2 separate regions of the Homo sapiens genome follow, and region 1 is linked to region 2. The links are chromatin loops, found by intact Hi-C in ENCODE. Cell type or tissue: heart left ventricle. All regions are shown on one strand. Each heading gives the region's core, and the rest is flanking DNA. Links, peaks and the distances in the headings are about the cores only. Region 1 has its middle 690 kb from the start of QKI. Region 2 holds the start of LOC124901499 (a long non-coding RNA gene).

What was found. Hi-C counts contacts between places; a loop is a spot of excess contacts. Peaks named below come from ENCODE experiments on the same cell type or tissue, not always from the same donor. Only the 100,000 strongest peaks of a DNase experiment are listed, where the experiment ranks them.
Region 1: a loop joins it to region 2, with 18 times the contacts of the local background. A loop is called at or near these places in 13 of 110 quality-filtered maps.

The regions. Positions count from the first base shown.
Region 1 is chr6:164,095,670-164,105,713 of GRCh38, forward strand. No RefSeq gene overlaps it. Among named protein-coding and RNA genes, the nearest start is that of QKI, 690 kb to the left of the region's middle. In heart left ventricle, for the core only: a CTCF peak has its summit at 2,059; no DNase peak of the experiment used is centred there; H3K27ac peaks cover 3,878 bases.
Region 2 is chr6:163,744,559-163,754,602 of GRCh38, forward strand. LOC124901499 (a long non-coding RNA gene) reads left to right here and starts at 4,625. Exons shown (of 2, transcript XR_007059932.1): 1 at 4,625-4,716. RefSeq lists an enhancer at 5,843-6,445. In heart left ventricle, for the core only: no CTCF peak of the experiment used is centred there; DNase peaks (open chromatin) are centred at 1,585 and 4,523; H3K27ac peaks cover 5,545 bases.

The DNA.
Region 1 (10,044 bases), core at 711-8,710, 350 kb after region 2:
CAGCCATGAGCAAATAAAGAGTAATTAAAGCCAAAAGTGTGTATACATCTCCAAAAGCAAGAAAAGAAAAGGTTCAGATGAAACCCTCCAGGAAAGCAAAAAAAAAAAATGTTCTCCCTCCTCCCCAGAAAGAAATAAATAGATGGTGAAAGCAAATCCTGTTGATGAAGGTGAGAAAAAAGTAGGAGGACAACCAGGAGATCATGGTGTTCAGGAAAACCAGGGAAGAAGGCATCCAAAGAATAAAAGAGTGGGCAACAGTGCAAAATGTTCTAGAGGGACCAAATAAGTGCAGGCCTGGAAAGGATCACTTGAAGGCCTTGGCTGTCATGGGTGATCTTGTCACAAAGGCAGATCCTGAGGGTCAGGTTCAGAGAGGCAGGAAGTTGGTAAACGGTAATAACTGGACCCAGAAAGCATAAATGACTCTTTTGAGAAGTGTTCCTTCTCAAAAGCAACACTTTTGAGAAGGGTAGCTGTATTAGTCTGTTCTCACGCTGCTAATAAAGACATACCCAAGACGGGGTAATTTATAAAGAAAAGAGGTTTAATTGACTCACAGTTTAGCCCAGCTGAGGAAGCCTCAGGAAACTTATGATCATGGTAGAAGGGGAAGCAAACACATCCTTCTTCACATGGTGGCAGGGAAGAGAAGAATGAGTGCCCAGCAAAGGGGGAAGCCCCTTATAAAACCATCAGCTCTTGTGAGATCTGACTCACTATCATGAGAACAGGATGGGGAAACTGCCCCCATATTTTAATTGTCTCCGCCTGGTCCCTCCCACGATATATGGGAATTACAGGAACTACAATTCAAGACGAGATTTGTGTGGGGAAACAGCCAAACCATATCAGTAGCCAAGCAATATCATATTAATTAGAGGGGATTTTGGAATCCAGGGAGGCTGGAGTTTCTGTTGTTGCGTTTTTTTTTTTTGTTTTTTTGTTTTTTTTTTTCACAGTCATGGAGGCTAGAACTGAAGAAATCAAGGTGTCAGCAGGGTTGTGAAGAAGGACTGGCTCCAGGCCCCTCTCTCTGGCTTGCAGATGACTGTCTTCAGGCTCACATAGCATTCTCCAACTTTCTCCTTTTTTTTTTTTTTTCTTGAGACGGAGTCTCGCTCTGTCACCCAGGCTAGAGTGCAGTGGTATGATCGTGGCTCACTGCAAGCTCTGCCTCTTGGGTTCATGCCATTCTCCTGCCTCAGCTTCCCGAGTAGCTGGGACTGCAGGCGCCCACCACCACGCCCGGCTAATTTTTTGTATTTTTAGCAGAGTCGGGGTTTCACCATGTTAGCCAGGATGGTCTCGATCTCCTGACCTCCTAATCCGCCCGCCTCAGCCTCCCAAAGTGCTGGGATTACAGGCATGAGCCACCGCGCCCGGCCTGTTGCTGCTGTTTTGTTTTCTTGTTTTAGATTTTAGAAAGTGGGCTGAAATCCTTCTGCAGGATGGTCAGCTCCAGAAGCCATGTGTTTTATCCACCAACACATCCTCATCAACCTCAGTGCCTGGCACAGAGCTGGTGGTCAATGAATATTTGTTGTGTGTGTGGATATGCAAATGAACACAAGCAAAGCAGGGCAGATGCATAGGAGAAAGGGGTCACTGATGAACGCTCTAGCATGGTGGGTCCTGGTCTGCTCTACTCTGAGTTGGTCCGTGCTGGTCAGTATGGAAACCTCCAGTTACGTTCTAGTCAAGGAGGCCCTGAGGGAATGTCTTCCAGCCCTGTATTCATTAGGCAGGCATTCACGAGGATGATCTTCAAATAACTGACACTTACTGTTCACTCACTAACACAAATTCCTGCAAGTTGGATTTTAGCTTCCTTTATAGATCTCTTGCTGTTTCATATCCTGCATAAACTTTTATTTTCTACTTTACTTGGATAATGTCCTATATCATTCTGCCCTACCTCTCTTTCTCTAATCAAACTGACATCTGGTCCCTTGTTCTCAATTACTTTACTGTAAAGAGAAAAGTCTCCATGGGCGACACTCCGGGAGTCTAGAAACCGTGGTGAGTTCCTTTGACTCACTCTTGCCCCCTTCTGCTGGTTTCTCTGTACCTGCAGGCCTCTGGGCTGGCCTTGTGCTGTTGCATGGTATGGTTAGGCTCTGAGGCTTTTATAAGCACAGGTTCTTCTAGAATTCAGCCTGTCACATATTTGCAGAGTCTCTGTTGATAGAATTGTAGGAAGGGAAACTTGGAAGTTTAGGCATCTATTTCCTATGGGCTTCTAAGCTCAGCTTTGGACCCCACGCTGGGCCTGATGGTTCCCCACTTTCAACTCTAGGAATCTCTTTCTGGCAGACTTCCTCACAACTCCTGCACACTTCCTGCTCCCTCAACAGGAAGCACTGCAAATGAGCTGTCCTCGCGTTCTTTCCGAGTTTCTGCTTCCCTCTAGAATAAGGAAATGCTATTACGCATAGCAGTTGGAAATTAAACAAAAGGAAATGAGCCTAACCAAACAATAATTATCCATCACATACTCACACACACCACACACGGGGAGGTGGGACTGGGGGTTGCAAACGCACACAGCTTTAATGATCATAAAATAGAACCAGGACTACTTGGACTAAAGTGAGTCCAACTTTTCCAGAAGGCAGTATGATGTAAGAATATAGGCTGTGTGTGAGTCATGCTTTGATAATTCAGCTGAGTGACTTTGGACAAGTTATTTGAACTTTCTGAGTCTCAGATGCCTCATATATTTAACGGAGATACCATATGCTCATTGAAGGGATTAAGTGAACGAACTCCTTAAAAGCTCAGCTCGGTGGCTGGCACATCAGCAAAATGCTTATCATTCAGAATAATAATTATTAATTACCCTACTTTGTCTATAGGAAATGGTGATGCTTTAAGTTTATAGAAAATTTATCCTGAGAATATAAAAGGTCATGCTATTTGAAGCAACACTATAGAGAAGACCATGAAGAACAGAATCTGTGTTGAGTTATTGATCTACACATTATACTGGGGAGTGCAATGGATCGTATCAATAACCGTTTGATTCAACTCAGCATATTTTCAGCAACTTCAAGTATACCATTCTGATAGAATTGAGGGCAAAGGTTTTCTCTCTCTCTAATTTATCCAAATATAAAAAACTCTGGGCTTTTTCCATGCAACACAAACACTGGGGTTTTAAATTACATTTTTCAACTCTGATCTAGATATTTGGCACTGTGTAGACAGAGCCTGGAAACTCCTCAAAGGAGTGCAAAACAAGACAAACAGCTTAGCACGAGGATGGATGTTGTGTTTGTCTAGCGCCTGTGACAATGACACTAATCCAAAGTCCACACCCAAGGGAATGTGCATCAACACACTTGAAAATGTAGCTGCGAGCTGCATCGGTCCTATGTGGAGCTGCTGAGCCAGGGGACATGCTGTAAGCGAGCTCAGCATGACAGGAACGGCAGTCACAAACCCTTATCTTCAGCCGAGTTCACACCCTTGAGAACACCGTGAGCAAGGACAGCTGATGTGAAGCAAGAAGGCTGACGTCACTGTTGAGTGTGGAGCACAAGATGTACATATAGAATAAAAATAACTACTTGCTGGCCTGTTTATTCATGCACCCAAAAGCCCTTCAGACTTGGTTGACATTTCATGCTAAATAACGGTAATGACGAATGGAAGTTCTGCCATTTTCCTGTCATTTTTGTTTTGTTCTTCCTCTTTCCCTCTCATTTCCCCTTCCCCATTTTTAAAGCTCTGAATAACAGCCAGACATAAAAAGCCAACTTGAGGCTCATCGGGGTGATCTGCGTCAGTCATCCCCCACCCCTGGACTGTGTGAACGCAGAGGCCGACTCTCTGAGTGAGGCTTCCAGGTGCTGCAAAACGCTCCATTCATAGGGACACTGAGTGTAAAAAGAAAGCTGCCCATGGGTAAAAGGAACACAAAACACAATGAGAGAGTGATCGTTCTCAGAGTGACACTGGGGCCTCTGCGGGAAAGCTAGGCAACACAGTGCAGATGAAAGAAAGGCAGAAAAAACATTTTGGCCAGAGCAGATGCGAAACCGTTAGAGTGAAAAGAACAGGCTCGCTCTTGACTCGCTGGGGCAGATCTCGCCGCAGGGCAGCAGGCGGTGCTGGTCCAGATACTCTGGGGAGTCTGCGCGGTGTGCCCGGAGCCCCTGGGCGAACACGGGGCACGTTGCTGAGAAGCAGTATTTTGTGTCTCTCATTCATTCCCAGTTAATCTCTTAAGTTTTCTTCAGCAACAGAACTTATTTGTAATGCCATGTGCTCTATTGTCTCTTGGGGATAAATAATTAATTTCTACTAGGCTACACCTTGGCTTTAAAATAATTCGTGAAAATCTCAAGGGAAGTCATCAATTTAGAGAGGAAATCAAAATTGGGAAACTTGATTAACCTTATTTCAGGGAGTGTGGGATCATATGAACAAACTGCATAATTTTTTGTAACTTTTGAAACTCTCTTTTTCTATATTCCTTCATTGCTATCTAAGCATGCTGCGTACATATTTTTATCTCTAATATACTTACATTTCTATGTGTGTATTAATTTCACAGATTTGATTCCTATGTTGTTGTCTATTATTTACATATGTATACATTCATACTCTAACTCAGTTTGGTAGACCTGAAAAATAAGCCCAGTATGCTTTAACTAGAACATGAGATGGTCAACAAACAAGTCCTATATTCATTCCAATTCCTTCCTTCTCCTGTGGTCCCAGACCCCCTTCACCCCCAGCCTGGACCACTGCAATGGCCTCCTACGGGCTCCTGCTCAGTCCACGTGCCCCCTGCTCCCTGGTCTCCACACACAGCTACAGTGGTGTTTAAAAAAATGTCACAAATCATGACATTCCCTTACTTTAAACCTCCAATGAAAGGAAACCTACGGATCAAAAGAGACTTATGCCAAATACCCACTAGTTGTAATATATGAACTTTATTAAGATCCTGATTCAAGCAAACTGAAGCAAAAATTATACACACATCAACCTTTAAACACTGACACAATATTGGATCATGTTAATTTGTTGTTCTTAAAATATTCTTCAATGTTCCCGCGTGATACATGCAGAATTATTTATGGGTGAAATGAAACCATATTTGGAGTTTGCATTAAAATCTGGGTGGGCTGGGGAGGACTGGGTGGGATGTGGATGAAAGAGGAGGTTCAGGAGTGGTTGATTGTGGGAGCTTGGCAATGCCTCTTGGTTACTTGTGGTACCATTCGATATACCTTCGAGTATGTTTAGCATCAATTGTGTTTTTAAAACCAGAAATATATGACAAAACAGAGCCCTCCGCAGACTTACAACTGAACTTTGGCTCATCCCAGGCCTGCGGACTGGACTCTCTCCTCCACCTGCAGGCTCCTCTCCTCCACCTGTAGGCTCCCCTCCTCCACCTGCAGGTCCCTCTCCTCCACCTGCAGGCCCCCCTTCTCCACCTGCAGGCCCCCCTTCTCTACCTGCAGGCCCCCCTCCTCCACCTGCAGGCCACCCTCCTCCATCTGCAGCCCCCCTCCTCCATCTGCAGCCCCCCTCCTCCACCTGCAGGACCCCCTCCTCCACCTGCAGGCCACCCTCCTCCATCTGCAGCCCCCCTCCTCCACCTGCAGGCCCCCTCCTCCACCTGCAGGCCCCCCTCCTCCACATGCAGGGTCCCCTCCTCCACCTGGAGGCCCCCCTCCTCCACATGCAGGTCCCCCTCCTCCACATGCAGGCTCCCCTCCTCCACCTGCAGGCTCCCCTCCTCCACCTGCAGGCCCCCCTCCTCCACCTGCAGGTCCCCCTCCTCCACCTGCAGGCTCCCCTCCTCCACCTGCAGGCTCCCCTCCTCCACCTGCAGGCTCCCCTCCTCCACCTGCAGGCTCCCCTCCTCCACCTGCAGGTCCCTCTTCTCCACCTGCAGGCTCCCCTCCTCCACCTGCAGGCTCCTCTCCTCCACCTGCAGGCTCCTCTCCTCCACCTGCAGGCTCTTCTCCTCCACCTGCAGGCTCCTCTCCTCCACCTGCAGGCTCCTCTCCTCCACCTGCAGGCTCTTCTTCTCCACCTGCAGGCTCCCCTCCTCCACCTGCAGGCTCTTCTCCTCCACCTGCAGGCTCCCCTCCTCCACCTGCAGGCTCCCCTCCTCCACCTGCAGGCTCTTCTCCTCCACATGCAGGCTCTCCTGCACCCCAGGTCACTACCTTGGTTTCCTTGGGTTCCTCCAGCACTTGCTGCACATCCTGGCCAGGAGTCTCAGTATCTGTTCTTCCCTCAGCCAGGTCCTTCACATCACTGGGGCCTCAAGTCAAAGGCCATCTCCCAAGACGCTTTCCCTGGGAAGTCACCAGGTTTTGTCTCTAGCTGCCCTGCTTTGTCCCCTTCCTATGCATTGTTTTTTTTTTTTTTCTGGTTTATGACAGCCTTCCTGCAGAGGACAATGGCTCCTGGGCAGCTGCGACCTGCCCTGAATTTCCATTCCTTTACCCCAGAATCTACTATAAAATAGAGCCTGGTGCATTCAATAAATATTTGTTGAATGAATAAATAAATGTTATAATCCCCAGTGACAAAGCAAAATCCATTATTATGTGTGTTAAATCTTTCCTTTTCTATGTTTTCAGAATTAGATTGATAGGAACAGAAAGAAAGGGTTGATTGTTTTCTTATACTCCTTCTCTCTTGCTCTCTCTCTCTCTCTCTGAAAATTACAACGGGAGAAAAAAATAAGAGGAAACTAAATGTGCACTGTTTCTTCTAAGAACATACTCCAATTAGTGGCAATACTGTGAAAAGTAGGCAAATGGAGAAAAATTCTTTCCTCCCCCTAAACAATCTTCCACTTTTCCCACTTTTCTCTCTCCTTGATTCTCTGTGTAAGGAGCTGGTATAACCATGATTCAGAAAACTCCAACCCAGCTGCAAATGAACTAATCATTTGTTAGGAAATAGACCTTAAATAATGAAAATAGACTTTCCCCCTTCCAACTTCAAAAGTATTTCACTGTTTTTCTCTTCTTCTTCCAACTCCATAATCCTCTGCTCCAGCAATGGCCCCTCCCCCTCCTCCCCAGGTGGTCTCTTTGTATTAATGCAGGGTCATAGCGAAGCAGTTGCTTCTGATATTCTACCAAATTCCATTAAAAATGAAACATATATGTTACTCCGATTTTATGTCTTGTCAGTCAGAAGCATGGGACACATTTTGCCGAAGGGGAAAGAGCCATGGAAGCCAAGGGGTTAAACTCATTTTTAATTTGCCCACAGATGGATGCACCCAGCTTTTCCTTTATCTGAGAAGCCTACATCCATAGGACTGCAATAACAAATATCCAGGAAGCTGCATTCACTGTGAAATTTAACAAAGGGAATTAGCCACAGTATGTGAACAGTAACTTTAAATAGCAGAAGCGACAAAGAGAACTGTGGCTGATAAATGAAAACTAGTAATTACAATATTAGTACCCTTTCCACATTAAGTTTCTAAGCCACATTAAAAGGTTGCTCACAATTCCACTTTTCCTTTCTCTCATCAAAATAGAGCAAAATAAAATATAATAGAGACAAATTGCCAGCATAAAATATTCTTACACATAATGCAATTTCTAACTGTAACAATTAATTTTAAAATATTTTTTAAAAACTTAAAAATATTTTTATAAAGATTATTTTACCAGGCCAGCCCCAAGGGAAGACGCGAAACAAACCTCATTTTTCTCAGCCTTCATCCAGGAGGAATGGACTGTAGACTTTCTCTTTAATATTTAATCTAAACTTTATTAATTTTTTTTAAAATAAAAAGATTCTGTGTCTAATTTATGCTCACCTCCAGGACTGCTCTAAAGCATGGCTCATGTGATGTAAGGCCTACATAAAAGGCCGTATTATCTGGAGCTTTCTTTATTATCATTTTAGTTTAGCCATATTTTTCTTTCTTAGCTTTAAAAAGCATTGATCTGAAACAAGCCCTCGCACTGAAACCGTCTACACTGCAAGAACGCTATGGAAAGGAAAGCAGAAAAATAGCAGGGCTTCTATTCTCTGAAGACCCATCACCAGGAGCTGCAGGCTACCATCATTCCACTTCCCACCATTCAGCTGATGAGAAAGTGAAAAGCGTGCCCCAAGAATGGTTTTCCATATCAACAGCCTTCAGAATGAGATGCACTGGGCCTGTCTCATCTAGTCCTCTGTAGTTGATTCTTCTCACCTGATGAACTGTTTTCATTCTTGGCTGAACATTTTAAGAAGGCCAAAAATAGACACATGGGTATCCTAGCATAATAAGTGAAATGAAAACCAATAGGAAGCTGCAGATGCTTAGAAAACTAATCACTTAATGGACACATAGTGGACCTTTAATCCTTTGAAGGCCTGTCAAGGAGATGAAGTAGACTTATTCTGTGTGATTCTAGAAGGGTAGAACTAAGATCAACAGGTGGAAGTTGCATGATGAAATATTATAACCCAACATAAGAATTTTCTCGCAATTAGACTCGTTTAAAAAATAAATCGATCTCCTTGCAAAGTAGGCAACTCCTGATCCCTGGCAGGGCCCCAGAGTCATGGACTGATGCCACTGTCCGGTGTACTACTGACTACTGAAAAGTTTGGTGCCTTACCATGTGGCAGAGATTGCTACTTGTCCACAGAAATTCAGCCTTTCCCAACCACAGAAAACACTTGTCCCTAAGAAATGGCTGCTGAGCTGGCGACCCCACTTCTCAGCCTCGTTTCCATACCTCTGGGGTCTTGTGAGACGTTCTCACCATGAGAATGTGAGCAGAAGCCATATTGTCATATCTAAGCCATAGTTGTTAGGGAGCCGGTGGCCATCTTCACCCTCTCCTCCTCCATCTGCGGTTTGGATGCTGACGACTTGGAGTCACAGGAAGGAAGGAGGCTCAGGCCTTGAAAGCTGCTCATAGACCAAGAACACGTGCACTAGATGGATATATAAGCCAGAGTTAAGCCAGTGTAATCTGGGGATTTATTTATTTTTTACAGCAGCCACCATTATCCTAATAATGTCTTCTTCCAAATGTAAAGAGAGTGTTGATTCTCAGTAAATATGTGTTATTTCTGAAATTTATGAATTACATAGGAATTCTAGAAATTTCTCTCTTCAGGCATTGCCACTAGGACAAATGGTCAGGAATCTGACTTGTTTTAGTCCTAGTTAAGAGCCCCTGTCGTGGATAGTCTAAGCCAAACCTTCCCAAACAGCTAAAATGGAAGCTGTAATTCAGCAGGCACATAGTTCCTTACTTCACACGCCCTCTGAGTCATTTTTAGACCTTGGGCACCATATAGACCTTGAGCAGCTTGGGGGACACTGGATCTTGAATTGTTTCCTAATTACTTTAATTTTTATTGAAAAAAAATGGGGCCACAGGCAACAAAAGGGATCCTAATTGGGACTAGGATGGTAATTCCGCTATTGGGCGAGAGACAAGTATATTAACCAGAAACCAAGACTCTTCCTGAAGGACAACTGAGAACATTTGCCTCCTCAGACTTGCCAAGGCATGACAGGTGTGGTCTGTGAAACTGGGTTTCTTCCATGCGCACCTCATTCTTTTTTTCCTTTTTAAAGGACATTTAATTTCCATGTAACTGTGACGGCTGGAGTCACCCTTAGCACCAAAACAGCACGGGTGGTGAAGGTGCCACCTCAATTAAACATTCATATCTTTATACCATGCTCTGTGGCCATTAGGAATTATGTATTGAAATTGTTTGGGTTGAAAATATGGGTCATCTTTTGTAGAGCAGGGGGCCTGAGGCAACAAGAGGTTAATCCTTTGTCAGGGGCTGTGTCAACCCACGGCAAAACCTGGTTCAGAAGCCGACGTGTTTATTTCCCTTTGCCGCACTCAGTTGGACTCAGAGAATGTTACTGCTAAAAGATCAAACCTTTATCTCAAGCCAGATTCCTGCAGCGGGAGGGGAGGGGATGAACAACCAGCTTGTTTTTCTGTTGTGTGCTTAGTCTAATCTATACATTCACACGGATCCGTATTTAGAACATGTCTGGTAATAGATTTTTACGTC
Region 2 (10,044 bases), core at 1,214-9,213:
GCCCAGCAGGCGGAGTGCAGAGGGGGCAGCTTGCACCGTGTGGGGCCCCAGGGAGGCGGGCGGGCAGGCACACTCCCAACTTTTCAGGGGTGGTTCCAGATGGTTTCCATTTCCTTGAAGAAACCCAAGAAGACCTCCTTTCCTTGCACTGAAGGGGTCCTGCCAGGTGAGCTGCATGGCCCCACTCTGCCAGGGGCGCAGCTGGGATGGGTGTGGAGAGTAGCCACGTCGGGCATGCAGACATGTGTCTCAGCAGCCGTCCTCCTGCACAGCGGGGCGTATGACAGGCGGGCAGAGAGTCAGTCAGCAAAGCCACCAAGTCTCCCCAGACTTACAACTTCCAGTTCTAATTTGTATTTGTTGTGCTTTGGGATGGTGGTGATTAGTGTCATTTGCTGAAGCCTCCAAAAAATAATTCCCCCCACTTTTTTTTTTTTTTTTTTTTAGTGAAATGTAGTTTTTCAGGCAAACTGTGGTACCCACCCCCATGTTTGTTAGAAAGTTGGACAAAATGTCATCCAGCCGGCAGCTTGGAAAGGAGCTCTGAGCAGTTGGTGGAGGCTCGGTGGGTATTTCCCAGCCATCTAGAACAGAGACTCTATCCTTGCGTGTGCTAGGAACAGCTCAGCCCCATCCCTGTGGCTTCATGGTGGGGTCTCCTGGTTAGAGTCCCAGCTCAGATGCCTCTCTCCACCTTCCCCGACCCGAGGGCGTCAGGGCCTCCACTGTGCCTCCTTCCTGGCTGCCTTATGCTGTGAGCCTTGTCTTGTCGTCGTTTGAACTTCCCCTGGAAACTCTCTATTAGATTTAGAGAACAAAAACAGCCAGTGAAAAATCATAGTTGAAATTTTACAAAGGAATTACATTTTGTATTGCTTTAAAGAATGCATAGTATTCTGATACTAGAGTAACAAAACAGTAAGAGACAGATGTCTTTAGGCAACTATTTAATGAATAAATGAGAGTGATTGAATGGGAGCGTTTAAATTGGGCATTTTCTGTGCAATATTAATTATACTGCATGCTTAGTAAATTCCTTTTTCAAAGATAGTTCAAAGGCAGATGTCAATCTGGTTCTGCCCAGGTTATGTGTCTGCATACATAAACAACTTCCAAATGAATAGAGCATGCGTTAATAAGGTTTTACTAATCTTGGCCACAGGCAGTATTTAAGTCAGCTGTGTTTGACCTCTACCACACTGGACATAAGAAGATTCATTTAAAAGTGGTGTGGCTAAAACTGATCTTTTGAATGGGCTACATTGTACAGGCATTTCAGCTACACTTAATTTTAAAGTGAGGCTTCTCCAGTGGGACCCTAGGATCTGGAGCTTAAACTCTGGAGCATGTTTCCTTTTGTTGGCTGCAAAATAAATGGCTTCTGGATAGAGCAGGCTTGCAGGGAGCCTGGGCCTCCTGGGAGTGCAGGACTGCTTTGGTGATGGGCATGACCCAGGCTTTGAGAAGCCTCTGAGAGTGACTTGTGATGACCTACGTGGGTGATCTATGTGCAGAGCTATGCAGGAGCTGTCAGCAGCCACAGGGGCATGTGCTAGATCTGCCGTGTCTGTCTCTTGTTTTCATGCTGGTATGCTCTCATCAGGCAGGAATGTTGTCTTTTCTGATTAAATTGTGTATGGGCCAGAAGGTGACGATAGGAGAGAAGCTATATACAAGCAACGCTGTCACTCGGCGGGCTCAGGGCTTTTGGCCTGAGAAGACTAAATGACGTAATGGAAAGACCTGGGCTAGAACCTTAGCTCTGTCCTCCAGTAAACGGATGACTTTGGGCCATTTGGTTTCACCTCTTTGCACCTTGGTTTTGTCATTTATAAAACATGGAACAAATAGCTAATAAGGTCAGAATGAAGATTTCTTTTCTTGTTTTTTTTTTTTTTTTTTTGAGACAGCGTCCTGTTCTGTCACCCAGGCTAGAGTGCAGTGGTGCAATCATAGCTCACTGCAGCCTCGAACTCCTGGGCTCCAGGGATCCTCTCATCTCAGCCTTCTGAGTAGCTGGGACTACAGGCACACATCACCATGCCTGGCTGATCGTTTTTATTTCCTTGTAGAGATGGGGTTTTGCTATGTTGCTCAGGCTGGTTTTGAACTCCTGGCCTCAGGGGATCCTCCTGTCTCAGTGTCCCAAAGTGCTGAGATTACAGGTGTGAGCCACCGCTCCTGGCATGATTCCATTATTTAATGTGTATAAATCCCTATTCCAGTGCCTGACACATGGTTGGTGTTCAGTACATAACTATCATCATCATGGTCTGTTTAATTTGGATCTATCTCTATTTTTTGTCTTTTTCTATTTCCCATTTTCCAGTATTCTGAGGGATGGTCATCCTCCTTGCAGAGACAGTTTGCCTGACAGGGTTGGAAGCCCCCACACTGGGAGTGAGTTAGGAACTGCGTTCTTGCCCCTGTGCTGGCTGCAGAGTTCTGGATAGGATATTTGAAAATCCCTGAAAGTGGGGTGCTGTATTAGTCTGTTCTCACACTGCTATTAAAGACATACCCAAGACTGGGTAATTTATAAAGGAAAGAGGTTTAATTGACTCACAGTTCCACATGGCTGGGGAGGCCTCACAATCATGGTGGAAGGTAAATGAGCAGCAAAGTCACGTCTTACATGGCAGCAGGCCAGAGAGTTTGGGTAGGGACTCCCCTTTATAAAACCACCAGATCTCGTGAGACTTAGTCACTATCACGAGAACAGCATGGGAAAGGTCTGCCCTCACTGGCTCTCCCCTGTGACACGTGGGAGTTATGGAAGCTACAATTCAAGATGAGATTTGGGTGGGGACACAGCCAAACCATATCAGGTGCAGACAAGGTCCCCTCTACGGTGTCATCCTGTTCTAAATGTTGACATGAGCCCTGCAGAGTATTCATATTACATTTTGAAAATTGTTTCCCTCATGACTGAGCATTTACTTACTGTTGGATAATAAATCAGATGCTATCCATCTTGGCCAGGAGTGTTAAGAACAGTCTAGAAAGTTCTGCCTGGGAACCCCCCGAGTCCTGTGCTTCAGTTTTGCCTCAGGACTTGGTGTCTGGACACTTGTGCCCTTTCTCAGGTGAGCCCCACCCAGATCGAGGGCATCAGGTCCAGGAACAGGAGGGGCTTCCCCAGCTTATGGGAGGGAAAACTCAACACTGCTGTCTTCATAGAGATGGTTTTGCAATTGGGAATATTCTCTTTAAAAACTCAGAAAATTTCTAGGTAAAACAAGTAAGTTGTGTGATTTTTCCAGCAAGCGTAGAAAAAAGCCAAAACAAAACAGTGCATGCTCTTATCCCTCCATCTTAATACCTCTGAAGAAACAAAGCATGAAGGTTTCATATTCAGAGTTCAAGGAAGAAAAGTTGCTCTGTGATGGTTATTATTTTAAAGGTTTGAAGAGCTATGTATCCCATTTGTATGTGTGGTGAGCTTTGAAGCTAAAATGCAGAGGGATAGAGATGTTGTCCACGAGGGAGTGCCTTAGGGTTGCTCCCAGAGACCAAGGCTTGGCTGGCAGCATGCGGGTCTGACTCGGTGACCCTGACCACCTTAGGTGTGTTCACCTGGGAGAGGAAACCAGGGAGGAACACGGGGGACGTGGGGTCCAATCTTCATGTTCCTGAACAGAACCTGTACTTTTCTGGACCATAAACTCCTGCTCAGCTTTGTCCCCTGGGTTTCTTCAAAGTGGTCACCGTTCACTGGGATGCTCTTCCTGTGCCTTAGCTTGGAGCGGGTCGGGGGCTGCAAACCTCTGGTTCTCATGGGTCCATTCTGTCTGGGGAGCATCAATCAGGATTATGGTCCCATTGCCACCAACAAGCAGAAAGGAGCCACGATGACCACACTGCATGGCTTGTTTGGTCCTGGCTGTGGAGACGCGTGCACCCTTTTCACCTCTCTCCATTAGAGAACAAAATTAAGTAAGCAGAGGTCTGGACTTAAGTCTTCATTTGCTCTTCGAGCTGTGCCACCGTGGGCTGGCTTCTGGGCTCCTCTGGTTTTCAGTTTGCTCACCTGTGAAAGGAGAATAAGAGCACCGCTGGCTTCCCTGGATGGTGGTGAGAACAGAGTGAGGTCATGGGTGTGCAGCATGTCCCAAGCTGCTCTTGTCCTAGGAATGCCGCCAGCATGGGTGGGTCTATGTTTGAACCCAAGTGGTGTTTACTGAAAGGTTCAGACCCACCTGGGGGACCTGAGCATGCTTCCCTGTGGCTCTCTGGGCCTAAGGACACGCAGAGCACCCTGAAAACAAGCCTAACAAAGTAAAAAGGTGGGAAGCTTGAGAAACATCAGGACATGCGAGTGGAGGAGAGGAGGCAGGGGCTCTGAGTGTGGGCTTGCAGCGTCTCTCCTGGTGGCCCAGCCACTCCTCACTCTCAGCACACAAACCGGGGAGGCCGCAGCAAAACCAAAGGCAAAGAACGGCCTCCTGAGACCTTGGTGGGGCAGGGGGGCTGGGCGGCCTCGCAGGGACCCCTCCGACAGCCACGGTGCTAAGTGGCAGAGAGGCCTCCTCTCAGCTGGCTGAGGGCGGGGGCTCCAGCAGGGCTGGCAGCCTGTCCTGGAGCACAGCCCGTGCCCAAAGTGGCTCCCACACCAAGCGTGGTGGGAGCTGGGCCGCACTGGGGGATGGGACTGGCTGCTCTGGAAGCATCGAGAAGTAGTGTCCTCCAGAGGAGGTAGAACCAGAGATCTCGCAGGTACGAGGGGAACAGATGGGGTGAGGGGCCGGGGGATGTCACTGCTGCAGATCGCCCCAGTGGAGGCCAGGAAGGCAGAGGAGGCAGACAGAGGGGCCCTGTGGGCACCCGCAGAGCAGTTTTATAAATATGTCCCCGCTGGGACACCAAAGAATTTGGGGGAGGGTGGAAGCCCTGCAGGTTCAGGGGAGGGTTAGGGCAAGACAAAATAAACAGCATCCATTTCTCTTAATAGTGACCCTCCTTGTAGAATCTGCTTGGAATAGCCTTGGGGAGCATGCATTGTGAGTTACTTGTTATTAATATCTAGTTCTCAAAATACTTTCCCCTTTCAAAAAGCTGTGCGTATGCATTCTTGTCACCCATTGACAGTGCCTGCCTTCTTGATAGCTCACAGACATCAAAATGGCTTTTTCTTCACTGTCAGGGCTGCAAAGCGCATAGGGTGGGCACATTGCCACGGTTGGTCCATAGAGCAGTCTACTAGCAAATGCTTCAGAAGTTTCATTAGCTAGGAGCGGGGAGGATGTTAGGAGGTGCAGGATTCTTCTCTGTCTTAAAGGACTTACAATCTGGTTGGGAAAATAAACCCTACACAGGCAAAAAGCAATTAATATTTGCTTTGAAATTCAGAGATGGATGGTTCCATGGAGCCCTAGCACCCTTATCAGAGAAGGGCGATGCCACCATCACAAACCTCCCCTGATAAGAGGAAGAGATGGGTTTGCCATTACCCTGAGCACAGAAGGCAGTTTCCCTGGAATTCTAATGCATTGCAATGAGGCTTAACATATCAATTTTTAAAAAATGGTCATGCGTCTGTTTGAAAACAAACCTGAGAGTTAGCTGTATATAAATGCACACGCGTCGTCTATTTCTAATACCCACACTCGCTTTATTTCTAGGTTTCCTTTTTCTGCCCCCTCCTTTTTGGTGCATATTTAACACTCACGTTATTGCAAAGCAGCCTGGGATGAGCCACTTAGGACCATCTTGGCTCCCATTACACTTATGTCTCTTAGTTAAGGATGCTAATTCTCGCAACTCCTCATCTGCCTCTGTACTCCTCTGGATTCTTAAGGCGATGCTAATCAGTTCTCGCTCCACAGCTGTCTCCCACCCCTCACGGTGACGGTGGGGACTTTCCTGCACCACGGCAATCCCTCAAGTCTGCCTCCCTCCCTGTCCTCCCATCCATTCGGCTTCTCTTCAACCAGGACTTCTCGTGGGCTAACTGCCTGGAGTCCAGATTCCCCTGTTCAACTGCTTGCCAAGACTTCGCGCCAAGCCATTCGTGCTGGGTGCTCTGGAGAATGAATGAGGGAAGGAACCGAGCAGGCCTGCTTTGTTGTGTTGTAGTTGGGTCGCTTGACAGCGCCGTGTGTGAGGCAGGAGGGCATGTGGGCAAGCTGGGACATCATCACAGCCTCCCTCCCACGGCCTGGCACCCCTTCATCCCACAGAGGCCAGAGTCCCCACTCGCAAATGCCTGGCCCAGCACATGCTGCGAAGAGGCCGTGGGTAGTTTCCTCTGGAAGCAATTCATTCTCATTGCTGTCTGGGGTTTCCTCCCTCTGAATGTTCTGCTGATTTTTCGCCGCACCACAAGCCTCAACGCGGCATGCGCCAGGTGCCCCAGGCTTCCCCCGGCTGCGCCTTCCTTGCTGTGAGTGCCACAGCAGCCGGTGCTCCTCCAGGCCATGGCTGCAAAAAGGGAAAGGGAGAAAAAAGATTCGAGTTTGTCACAGTGGAACCCAAAGCTTGGTAGTCGGATGACATCCCCATAATTGAAGTATTTATGTGTCTAAATATTTCACTGTCGTCGGCAAGTAAACACGAGGTGCGTGTGGGTGAATCTTTCACACCCAGGCAGCCGCCTACTCAGGCGGGCCCACACTTGTAACCTTGTGGCTTTTCTTGGAACACTGGAAGGATTTTCTCTCCTTGAGTTCCCATTAATTTAAATCAAAACTAAAGTTCACGGTGTCTCTCTTCTGCTGGTGACATTTTCCACTTCACACATTGTCAACCTCATTTAACATGTTGCTACTCGGCTGCGGTCACCTCCGCGGGAACGGCACACCCAAACAGCAGCAGCTTTTCTTCCTGCCCTTCAGACTCCTCTCTTCCTCCCACCTCCTCCTCCTCCCTCCTCCTCCCTCCCCGCAGCCCTAATCCAGGCAGGAATTCGGGCCTGCGCGGCCCTGCCCACCGTGGCAGCCAGGGATGTCCAGCCCTGGTCTCTGTTCTCCAGGGCGTTTCCACGGGACCCAGGTGTCGGAAATGCCTCACAATAAAATGAACCTAAACAACGTATCCCTGTGGTGGAGCAGTCCCTGGAAGGCAGGAGAGAAAGGCCAGATGGAACACTGAACAAAGGAAAGGAGGAGGCGATGATCCCCAAATGAAGGGCGACTGATTGTCCTCGGGCCAAGTTAGGGCTAGAGTAATATTCGGTTGTGATGTCTGGAGACATATTTAAAAATACAACTACTGTTGGCTGGGTGTGGTGGCTCACGCTCGTAATCCCAGCACTTTGGGAGGCTGAGGCAGGTGGATCACTGGAGGCCAGGACTTTGAGACCAGCCTGGCCAACATGGCAAAACCATGTCTCTACTAAAAGTACAAAAATTAGCCAGGCTGGTGGCATATGCCTGTTATGCCAGCTACTTGGGAGGCTGAAGCACTAGAATTGTCTGAGCCCGGGAGGCGGAGGTTGCAGTGAGCCAAGATTGTGCCACTGCACTCCAGCCTGGGCAACAAAATTCAGATTTCTAGCTTCTCTGTAAAGACGGATCTGCCAGCTCAGGCCTGCGTTTCCTTGTGGCCTTTGCTGGGCCTGCACTCCCAACGCGCCGCCCTCCTCGCAGCCTTAGCTCTGTTGCGGACCTGAGCTTTTCAACTTTTGCCAGTCAAGCCGCGTGCTGCCACCTGCATGCTCCCTTTGCACAGAAGCTAGAGGAAAGGCCTGCACACTCAGACTACTTGATCCAGGCCCATTTCATTGCATGCTTGGGTTACGTATGTAGCCTTTGCATACTTCCCCTAATATAAGAAGGCAGGCTTTAGGAGGGAGTCTGGGTTTCCTTCATAAAGTCAAATATCCCACCAAGAGCAGCATTCAACAGAAACATTCCATAGCAGGTGCTAGTGTGGCTCCGGCCTCTCTCTCCCTCACCAGGATGCTGGTTCTGTGGGGCAGGGGCTTGGTCTCAACTGTTGCCACACCACCAGAGACTGGGCGCGGAGAGGGCCACGCTTGTCTGAAATGTCAAGTAAATGAGAATACAACAGAGAATACGAAGGGTCTCTTCTCTTCAGGTGGACGTCTAAATCAGAATCAGAAGACGGGAGGAATTTTTCCAGCTGAGGTCAGAATGAGAAGGCGTGGCCCGGCACAGCAGGAGCAAGGGCAGAGAGGTTGGAGAGCATGGGCTATGCGGGGAATTGCATGGTTTGCAGAATGGTTGGAGGGATCAGAGGTAGAGGAACGGGGCTGCCAGTGAAGAGAGAGAGAGACCGAAAACTTAGGCAGGAGCAGGATCGTGGAGGACGCCTCAGTTATTTTAGGGGGTTTGGAATGGGTCCCTGGGAAGGTGACGGGTAACAGTGAGAAGCCGAGGAGGCACAGCAGGAGAGAAATAACCTCCAGAGCCAGGACGGAACAGAGAAGAAAGACATCTTTTCATTTCTTTCTTTCTTTTTTTTTTTTTTTTTTTTGAGATGGAGTCTCACTCTGTCACCCAGGCTAGAGTGCAGTGGCGCGATCTCAGCTCACTGCAACCTCCACCTCCCAGGTTCAAGCGATTCTCCCACCTCAGGCTCCCGAGTAGCTGGGACTACAGGCGCACACCACCATGCCTGGCTAACTTTTTCGTATTTTTTGGTAGAGATGGAGTTTCTTCATGTTGGCCAGGCTAGTCTTGAACTCCTGACCTCAGGCGATCTCCCTGCCTTGGCCTCCCGAAGTGCTGGGATTACAGGCATGAGCCATGGCACCAGGCTGGAAAGACACCTTTTCAGCATCCAGGGGTGGAACAGGCAGCCCCTCTAGAGGGCTGAGGGGAGACCTGCCTCTGAGTGGAGTTAGTCTGCAGTTAGGACTGGAAGTGGGAGAAATGCCAGCTCTGGAATCAGACAGCCTGGGTTTCAATGGCAGCTGTCATACTTGTCTGATCTTGGGAAAAATCCTTAACTTCTCAGAGCCTTGGTATTCTCATTTGCAAAATGAGAAAAATGATACTAACCATGTATGATGGTTGTGTAAATTTTGTGAAAGCAGTTCTACGAACAAGGCCTTGACAGCAGTGGTGAGAAATGAATAGATTGGAGCCGTTGCCTACAATGGCTGCCATGGTGTGAGTCATAGCAGACCTGCAGTAGACCTTCTAGTACCTAGAAGACAAGAAAACTTCTGTTCCTTGAATTCAGTGAAGATGCCTGACCAGACAGGAAATTGAGGCCCAAGGAATACTTCCAAAAACTTGTCTTTACAGAGTGGGATAGAAATGCATTAAGGCAAATGTGTCTGCTAGGTCAGCTGTCATGAAGAACCACAGACTGGGTGGTTGAATTAACAGCAGTTTACTGTCCCCATTCAGGAGGCTGAAGTCCAGGATCAAGGTGTCAGCAGGGCTGGTTCCTTGCAAGGCTGTGAGGCGGAATCTGTTCCAGGCCTCTCCTCTGGCTTCTGGTGGTAGCCTTGGGTGATCCTTGGCTTGTGTGCCCGTGCCCATTGCCCTCATCTCAGCCTTCATCTTCACTTGGTGTTCTCCCTGTGAGTGCTTGTGTCCAAAGTACCTTTTCTTTGAGACGGAGTCTCACTCTGTCACCCAGACTGGAGTGCAGTGGCACGATCTCGGCTCACTGCAAGCTCCACCTCCTGGGTTCATGCCATTCTTCTGCCTCAGCCTCCCTAGTAGCTGGGACTGCAGGTGCCCGCCACCACGCCTGGCTAATTTTTTGTATTTTTTTTTTTAGTAGAAATGGGGTTTCACCATATTCGCCAGGATGGTCTTGATCTCCTGACCTCATGATCCACCTAACTCGCCTCCCAAAGTGCTGGGATTACAGGCGTGAGCCACCACGCCCAGCCCAAAGTACCTTTTCTTTTTGAGACAGAGTCTTGCTCTGTCACCCAGGCTGGAGTGCAGTGGCACGATCTTGGCTCACTACAAGCCCTGCCTTGGGTTCACACCATTCTCCTGTCTCAGCCTCCAGAGTAGCTGGGACTACAGGCGCCCGCCACCACACCCGGCTAATTGTTTTGTATTTTTAGTAGAGACGGGGTTTCACTGTATTAGCCAGGATGGTCTTGATCTCCTGACC